Linked DNA regions of Homo sapiens: region 2 is linked to region 1. A link is an interaction called in ENCODE POLR2A ChIA-PET data of the cell type or tissue named here. Cell type or tissue: endothelial cell of umbilical vein. All regions are shown on one strand. Each heading gives the region's core, and the rest is flanking DNA. Links, peaks and the distances in the headings are about the cores only. Region 1 overlaps GARRE1 (granule associated Rac and RHOG effector 1). Region 2 overlaps GPI (glucose-6-phosphate isomerase).

Region 1 (4,383 bases), core at 190-4,189:
GCCTCCTGAGTAGCTGGGATTACAGGTGCCCGCCACTACGTCTGGCTAATTTTTGTATTTTTAATAGAGACAGGGTTTCACCATGTTGGCCATGTTGGCCAGGTTGGTCTCGAACTCCTGACCTCAAGTGATCCATCCACCTCGGCCTCCCAAAGTGCTGGGATTACAGGCGCGAGTCACCGCACCCGGTCTATGTTTTCATTTTAACAATAACTTTTAAAATAAATGTCTATGATGGACATGGCTGTTGTGTAGAGTGAATGTAGCATGGAGGTTAAGAGTGAGGACTGTGCAAGGCGGCTTGGGTTCAAGGCCTGCCCCTGCCTTGACCTCAGTTTACCTCCTCTGAAAATGGGGAGGTAGTAATACCTGCCTCCTGGGGTTGTAGTGAGGCATTACTGAGTTAATATTTGTAAAGTCCTTGGAACAGTTCCCAGGAGGTATGTGTTTGTCGTCGTCTCTGTTGCTCTGTCCCTGTGCTATGCATGACCGTAAGTGTAAAGATGTGTCCAGCCTCTGTCTCTGATGCTCCCAGTTCATTTGGAAAGGGAGAGCATGCAGCTAATGACAGAGACAGCAGAGGCTGCAGGAGTCAGAAAGGCTCCTTGGGAACTGAGGTGGCCCAAGATGGTTTCATCAAAATGATGGTTGTTAAATATGGGTAATTTCTAGAGGGAAAATAACACAAAGGGACTTTTTCCATGTTGTGTGTCCCAGCCAGCCTGAGGCAGGCAGAGGAGTCAGAAACAGGACAAGAGCTTTGAGGAGGCCTGAAATTTGGACGTGTCATGTGATGACATGTCTTTTTTTTTTTGGAGGGGGGGACGGAGTCTTGCTCTGTTGCCCAGGCTAGAATGCAGTGGCATGATCTCAGCTCACTGCAAGCTCTGCCTCCCCGGTTCACGCCATTCTCCTGCCTCAGCCTCCTGAGTAGCTGGGACTACAGGTGCCCGCCACCATGCCTGGCTAATTTTTTGTATTTTTAGTAGAGACGGGGTTTCACTGTGTTAGCCAGGATGGTCTTGATCTCCTGACCTTGTGATCCGCCCACCTCGGCCTCCCAAAGTGCTGGGATTATAGGTGTGAGCCACCACGCCCGGCTGGCATGTCATTGTTATATGGCAGAGTTTTTCTTGGCATATATGAGACAATGATATGATTTGTAAATGGTGACATCTTTGACTCAGTGAAGTGTGGTTGCTCTGCCTTGATGTTTGGAATGGCTATGAGGTGTTCTGTGTGACGTATTTAACAATCCTCGTAATGCAGGGCACGTGGGAATAACCAGTGTTGCCAGTGAGTGTTCTTGACGCAGGCCTCTACATTAACCGTGAGTCTGTTCTAGGATTCGTGCCTAGATAGAATATTGCTTTTCTTTCTTTTTTTTAAGTCATTTTGATTATGTTCCTTGTGTCTGGGCCACTGTCAGTTAAGTGTGTTTTCAAATTGGCAGTGGCAAAGAATCATAATGGGAAGATTTTTGAAAGTGGAATTAGAGCAAGATATTACCTGAAAAAAAATCTGATTTTCTTACTAAAAATGATTTTGGGATTAAGTACTAGTGAGATGCTAATTATGGCCAGGAAACCTGGAAATAACTCGCATCTTCCCTCACCCCACCCCCGGTCCCCGAGGTGGATATATGTTCATGGGAACAGAGTTTGGGGAAAGCTGGCTTGGCTCCCAGACTTGGGTGCCGCAGGCTCTGGTGACCTAGGCAGGAAGAGGCGGAAGTGGTTCCTCTCACCAGCCACAAGGACCTGTGCTGCTCCTGGGTGTCAAGGTGGGAGAGAATGCGCTACATCCTTGTGCTTGAGTCACTTTGTAATGTACTTTGTAATTCCAGGTGATGCCCCTCCTCAACTGTGTCCCTTCTGTTCCTGCCTTTGGCTTGGGGTTGAAAGAGGAGGGAGTGGTGGGCACGGAAATGGGAGGAGCCATGACCTCTTTCCCCTCCAGCGCATAGGGCATTACTTCTTTTAGTTTGTTGCCTGGACTTGGGAGTTGGGCCCAGAGCTGCAGGAAGGTAAGTTTTATTTCTGAAAGTTGTTTTAACTTACAGATTTTGGGGGTTCGAGGGAGTTTGTTTTCGACTAGTAGAAGACAAGAATTAAGAATTGCAGTGGAAGATGAAATGCTATCTTCTTACTAATCCACGCCCTCTTTCAGAGCAGTAGCTTTCATTTACGGAGACTGAGGGTATGGCAGAGGCTGTGCTTTATGGATTTAATCCTCAGCAGTACTGAGGCACAAGAGTTAGGCGACTTGCTCAAAGTTAGTAAGTGCCATTTATTCAGCTGATATTTACTAAGAGCAGGAATTCACATCTAGATCAGTCTGATTCCCATACCCGTACCAGTAACTACTGCATTTTGGAAGTGCGTCGTTTCCATGAAGTTTCTTTGTATTGGAGCATCTACCTGAAAGGCAAGGGCCTGAGCATTTTCTCCTTTTCCCTTATTAACGGTAAGCTCCTTGAGAGCAAGCATTATGTCTGTCTCTTCACCACTGCATCCTGGGTTCCTGGAGCAGTGCTATGCACTTAGGAGAACCTTAGTGAATGTTTGAGTATGTGAAGGCTCATGGCGCAGATAAGTGGCAGAGCCAGAAGCCAGCCTGGAGGTGAACCACTGCGGGCCTGCTCTCTGGGGCTGTCTTCCCTGCCTAGCGAGTGGATGGTGAGGAATCACCTAGAATTTTCTCATTTCTTAATGTTTGACCTGATGAAATATTGGGAAGAATGAGCTTCCTGGCTGTGACTCTGATTTTCTGTTGTTTTTTTTGAGACAGGAGTCTCGCTTTGTCACCCAGGCTGAAGTGCAGTGGCGCAATCTCGGCTCACTGCAACCTCTATCTCCGGGGTTCAAGCGATTCCCCTGCCTCAGCCTCCTGAGTAGCTGGGACTGTAGGCGCATGCCACCATGCCCAGCTAATGTTTGTATTTTTAGTAGAGATGGGGTTTCACCATGTTGGCCAGGATGGTCTTGATCTCTTCACCTCGGCCTCCCAAAGTGCTGGAATTACAGGTGTGAGCCATTGCATCAGGCAACTTTCTGGTCTTTTTGAGGGATGGGAAGGTTTGCTGGGTATGCAAAATTGGAGTCAGTGTTCTCAGCTTGGAAGAGATGTTATAATTTATTGATAGAATTTTTTATGGATGCCTTAAATTCTCAGAAATGATTTTGAATCTTAAGTTTATCTAAAATTTATATAATCCTTCTCCATAGTGAGAAAAAAATTTCTAAATTATAGTTCGATTTACCTATTTATATATAAGCTTCTGGATAAATACTTGTTTTTTTTTCCTCCATTTGAGGTTAATTTTGGATAGGTTCCATAGTGCAAAGTTGTTAAGAGTGGCAGTATAGAATTTTTAAGTTTTCTTGGGCCAGACATGGTAGTTTATGCTTGTAATCCCAGCACTTTGAAGGGCCGAGGCGGGAGGATCGCTTGAGGCCAGGAGTTCGAGACCAACCTGAACATCACAGCGAAACCCCATCTTCTGCAGAAAAATTTAAAAATTACCCAGGCATGGTGGTGTGTGCCTGTAGTTCCAGCTACTTGGGAGGCTGAGGTGGGAAGTTGCCTGAGCCCGGGAGATCAAGGCTGCAGTGAGCCGCGATCACACAACTGCAGTACTCTAGCCTTGGCAACAGAGCAAGAGACTGTAAGGTCTCACTGCAGCCTCAATCTCCCTGGCTGAAACCATCCTCCTACCTCAGCCTCCCAAGTAGCTGGGACTACAGATATATGCCAGCACACTGGGCTAATTTTTTTTTGTTTACTTTTTAGTAGAGTCGAAGTCTTGCTATGTTGCCCAGGCTGGTCTTGAGCTCCTGAGCTCAAGCAGTCCTCCTACCTTGGCCTCCCAAAGTGCTGGGATTACAGGTATGAGCCACCGTGCCCAGCCAAGACCCTGTCTTTAAAAAAATAAGTAAAAACAAAAACAAAAAATAGAATTTTAAGTCTTCTTAAATAACTTTCTAATGGACACAATTAGTTTTCAGTAATCCAACCTTTTTTTTAGAAGTTTTGAAAACTTTTTTTTGGATACCTGGGCTTTTGCACATTGTACCACACTGTAACAAAAATAAACCGCAGGTTTCTAACTGGTGTAGACTGTTGATTTTTTTTTTTAACAAATTAGGTTTGAATAAATTATATAATTGCTTTGTGGTTTTTTTGTTTTTTTTTTTTTGATGGAGTCTCGCTCTGTTGCCCAGGCTGGAGTGCAGTGGGGTAATCTTGGCTCACTGCAACCCCTGCCTCCCAGGTTCAAGCAATTCTCCTGCCTCAGCCTCCTGAGTAGCTGGGATTACAGGCACCTGCCACCATACCTGGCTAATTTTTGTATTTTTAGTAGAGACGGGGTTTCACCATGTT
Region 2 (4,383 bases), core at 196-4,195, 110 kb after region 1:
CTCCTGGATTTAAGCAATTCTCCTGCCTCAGCCTCCCGAGTAGCTGAGATTACAGGCACACGCCACCATGCCTGGATAATTTTTGTATTTTTTTTTTTTAGCAGAGACGGGGTTTCACCATGTTGACTAGGCTGGTCTCGAACTCCTGACCTTGTGATCTGCCTGCCTTGGTCTCCCAAAGTGCCAGGATTACAGGTGTGAGCCACCATGCCCGGCCTAGCAGTAAACTTTTATTACCTCTCACAGTGTCTGTGGGTCAGAAGTTTGGGAGCGGCTTAGCTGGTTGGTCTTGGTTTGGGGATCTCTCATAAGGCTGTAGTCAACATGTTGGCCAGCGCCCCAGTTATCGGAAGTTTTGATGGGTTTGGAGGACCCCCCTCTAAAGTGTCCCATACACAGGAAGCGAGTTGGCTGTGACTTTTGGAAAAAGGCCTTAGTTCGCTGCCGCGTGGGCTTCTTTATGAAACTGTTTGAATGTCTTCACAACATGATAGACAGCTTCCCCAAAGCGAGTCATCCAAGAGAGCAAAGCAGAAACTGCACGTTCTCTGAACTCACTTCTGAAGTCACATTTCACCCCTTTTTGCAGTCTCTGGATGGGTGCATAGGTCACCCCTCCCAGCACAGGCGGAAGCTATGCAGAGGCATGAATTCCAGGAAGCAAGGATCACTGGTGTCTGATTGGAGACTGGCTGCGGGTCTGATACTCCTTTCCCCAGCATAGCCCAGTCACAGTTTTCAACATTTCACATCTCTTGGTCTCTGGCATAGCAGATTCTGCCGAGTTATCCCTGGTTTTGCAAATTCTGACAGTGTCGCTGTAAGGTAGGGATGTCTCACTGTTGTAACCAGGAAAGAGTCTAGTTGGTGGTGAGTGTGGCAGGGACCAGTGTGGTCTCCAGAGACTCCTATGCCTTGTGTAGTGGCTCACGCCTGTAATCCCAACACTTTGGGAGGTCAAGATGGGAGGATTATTTGAGGCCAGGAGTTAGAGACCAGGCTGGGCAACGTAGCAAGACGCTGTCTCTACAAAAAATAAAATAGGCTTTGCGTGGTGGCTCATGCCTGTAATCCAAGCGCTTTGGGAGGCCGAGGCAGGTGGATCACCTGAGGTCAGGAGTTTGAGACCAGCGTGGCCAACACGGCGAAACCCCATCTCTACTGGAAATACTAAAAATTAGCTGGGCAGGGTGGCAGGTGCCTGTAATCCCAGCTACTTGGGAGGCTGAGGCAGGAGAATTGCTTGAACCCTGGAGCCTGGAGGCGGAGGCTGCAGTGAGCTGAGATCGTGCCGTTGTACTCCAGCCTGGGCGACGGAGTGAGACCCTGTCTCAAAAAAAAAAAAAAAAAGGCTAAAGCAGAGCATTTTGTTCTGTTTTTGGAGTCAGGGTCTTCCTCTGTCACCTAGGCTGGAGGTGCAGTGTTGCGATCTTGGCTTGCTGCAGCCTCAACTTCCTGGACTCAAGCAATCCTCCTGTCTCAGCCTTGAGCCACCCTGCCTGGCCCCTAAGGCACAGTTTTAAAAATAAGTAAATAGCGAGGCGCGGTGGCTCACACCTGTAATTCCAGCACTTTGGGAGGCCGAGCTGGGCAGATCACTTGAGGCCAGTAATTCGAGACCAGCCTGGCCAACATGGCAAAACCTCGTCCCTACTAAAAATACAAAAAAATTAGCTAGGCATGCTGGTGGCGCAGGCTTGTAGTCCCAGCTACTCAGGAGACTGAGGCATGAGAATTGTTAGAACCCAGAAAGTGGAGACTCTGTCTCAAAAAAAAAATTAAAAATAAATAGCTGGGTGCGGTGGCTCAAGCCAGTAATCCCAGCACTTTGGGAGGCTGAGGCGGGCAGATCACAGGGTCAGGAGATCGAGACCATCCTGGCTAACACGGTGAAACCCTGTCTCTACTAAAAATACAAAAAACTAGCTGGGTGTGGTGGCGGGCGCCTGTAGTCCCAGCTACTCAGGAGGCTGAGGCAGGAGAATGACGTGAACCTGGGAGGCAGAGATTGCAGGGAGCCGAGATCATGCCACTGCACTCCAGCCTGGGCAACAGAGCAAGGCTTCATCTCAAAAAAAAAAAAAAAAAAAAAAAAAAAAAAAAAAAATATATATATATATATATATATGGTAAATTAAAAACAAAAAAATAGAGGCACCTGCGAGGGCCTGAAAGCTGGGACTGAGGTACCAGGACACGGCAGTAATGATGTTTTTGAGCAGCGGATTATGCCTGGGGGTTTGGGCTGATGGCATCTTCGCCCCTGTGCCAGCGTGTCCGGAGCGGTGACTGGAAGGGGTACACAGGCAAGACCATCACGGACGTCATCAACATTGGCATTGGCGGCTCCGACCTGGTGAGGAGAAAACTGCCTTGGGGTAGGGTGGGAGTCTGGGCACTGTTGGTCCCACTCAGGTCTTTACTTTCTCCAGGGATGGGACCTGGCTGTCTCCACTTTTCGTGGGCCCTGAATTCTTATTCTCTGATGCTATGTCTCCCCGCAGGGACCCCTCATGGTGACTGAAGCCCTTAAGCCATACTCTTCAGGAGGTCCCCGCGTCTGGTATGTCTCCAACATTGATGGAACTCACATTGCCAAAACCCTGGCCCAGCTGAACCCCGAGTCCTCCCTGTTCATCATTGCCTCCAAGGTATGAGTGCCGAAAACTGCCCGGCCCCTGGCCCTGTGTGTGTTGGGGTGGGGAGGGACAGCTGTCTTGCCATCCCCCTGGCCATTGGTCCCTTTTGGTGGGTTCCGAGTGAACCATGGTTTGTGGATCAGGTCAGTACAGCTGCCCTAGACTGTTTCCATGCCTAGCAGCAAATAAGGTTGACTGATGAAATCCTGAACACATCAGTTTGAACCTTTGTGTCCTGACCACACCCGCTCGCCTTGCGGCATCTCTGCTCAGCCTGGGACTGCTCGCCACTTTCTTACAAACCTGTCCTTTATGCCTGCTCCTTTTCTTGTTGTTGTTTTTGAGACAGAGTCTGGCTCTGTCACCCAGGCTGGAGTGTAGTGGCGTGATCTCGGCTCACTGCAATCTCCGTCTCCCAGGTTTCAAGCGATTCTCCTGCCTCAGCCTCCCAAGTAGCTGGGACTAGGCACACACCACCACGCCTGGCTAATTTTATTATTTATTTATTTATTATTATTATTTTTTAGTAGAGATGGGCTTTTGCCATGTTGGCCATGCTGGTCTTGAACTCCTGACCTCAGGTGATGCACCCCCCCTTGGCCTCCCAAAGTGCTGGGATTACAGTCTTGAGCCGCCATGCCCAGCCATGCTTGCTCCTTTCTGATCCCAGAGCCATGCCCTGATAATAGAGGGGTTTTGTTTGTTTTTATTTATGTTCTATTTACTCACATGAATGTACATAAAATATGAAGAATTCCATCTGAATTCTGAGATACCTTCCAGCCTGGGCCGAAGAGAGCCTCAGGTTGACTGCAGCCCCTCAGGGGAGAAGCTGCGGCCTTTGACCTGCAGGCTTAGGGTTGGGGGGTGTGTTTACCGTCCCCCCTCCTCTGGTTTTAAAGAGCTGGAATCTCAGGAGGTTATGTGGCGTCACTGTCACTGACCTGCAAATACTGCTCCATGGGACAGCTGGGCATTGCCTTGGCCTCTACTGCTGAACCCTGGCTCAAGGCCTGCACCCACCCCTAAGCTCGGGCGCCCACTGCTGTTCTCTTTGGTTGCAGACCTTTACTACCCAGGAGACCATCACGAATGCAGAGACGGCGAAGGAGTGGTTTCTCCAGGCGGCCAAGGATGTGAGTGGGCTATAGGGCCTTCCTCGTGGTTAGCCTCTGGGCTGGGAAGAGCAGGGTGGGCCCCTGAGTGACCAAGTCTGGCCGTGTTTCTCCTGAAGTTGGAAGTGAAGGCGGCCTTGCCGGTGCCTGCCTTTGCTAGATGAGATGATTGTTCATCTTGGCTTTGTCAGACCCAGCCTTGCAGATGTGACAGAACCTGCTCTCGCTGGCTGACAGCCCTTGCATGGCCCTTTCTCTGCAGGCCCTTGGCGCTGCAGGAACTCTTGGCCACACCTATTTTATAGGGGAGGGACGTCCCTGAGCCCCGTATGCTTGTAAGATGGGATGAGCAGGCGGCCTGTGACCCGTCTGCTTTCTTGACCTTGACCTCGATGTGGGCCTTCTCCAACAGTCTCAGAACCAAGGACTGGGAATCTCAGTCCCATGCAGGGCCTTGGTTCCTCTAGTGATGGGAAGTGACTACCCTTTGTCTCCCTGGGCTGGCTGTGGTAACTTGGCTCTGTCTCTTGTAGCCTTCTGCAGTGGCGAAGCACTTTGTTGCCCTGTCTACTAACACAGTAAGTGCCCCCGTGGTCCCCTGTACTGCCTTCCTGGGAGTGCCCAGCATG

Evidence for each region. Peaks named below come from ENCODE experiments on the same cell type or tissue, not always from the same donor. Only the 100,000 strongest peaks of a DNase experiment are listed, where the experiment ranks them.
Region 2: POLR2A ChIA-PET joins it to region 1 with 5 read pairs; 7 of 35 experiments call an interaction of 5 or more read pairs at or near these places.

What each region holds. Positions count from the first base shown.
Region 1 is chr19:34,263,596-34,267,978 of GRCh38, forward strand. The region is part of intron 1 of GARRE1 (granule associated Rac and RHOG effector 1); the gene reads left to right. Among named protein-coding and RNA genes, the nearest start is that of GARRE1, 11 kb to the left of the region's middle. In endothelial cell of umbilical vein, for the core only: no CTCF peak of the experiment used is centred there; DNase peaks (open chromatin) are centred at 1,866 and 2,176; H3K4me3 peaks cover 1,215 bases; H3K27ac peaks cover 1,857 bases.
Region 2 is chr19:34,375,231-34,379,613 of GRCh38, forward strand. It overlaps GPI (glucose-6-phosphate isomerase), which reads left to right. Exons shown (of 18, transcript NM_000175.5): 5 at 2,273-2,356; 6 at 2,505-2,651; 7 at 3,704-3,775; 8 at 4,288-4,332. Among named protein-coding and RNA genes, the nearest start is that of GPI, 12 kb to the left of the region's middle. In endothelial cell of umbilical vein, for the core only: no CTCF peak of the experiment used is centred there; no DNase peak of the experiment used is centred there.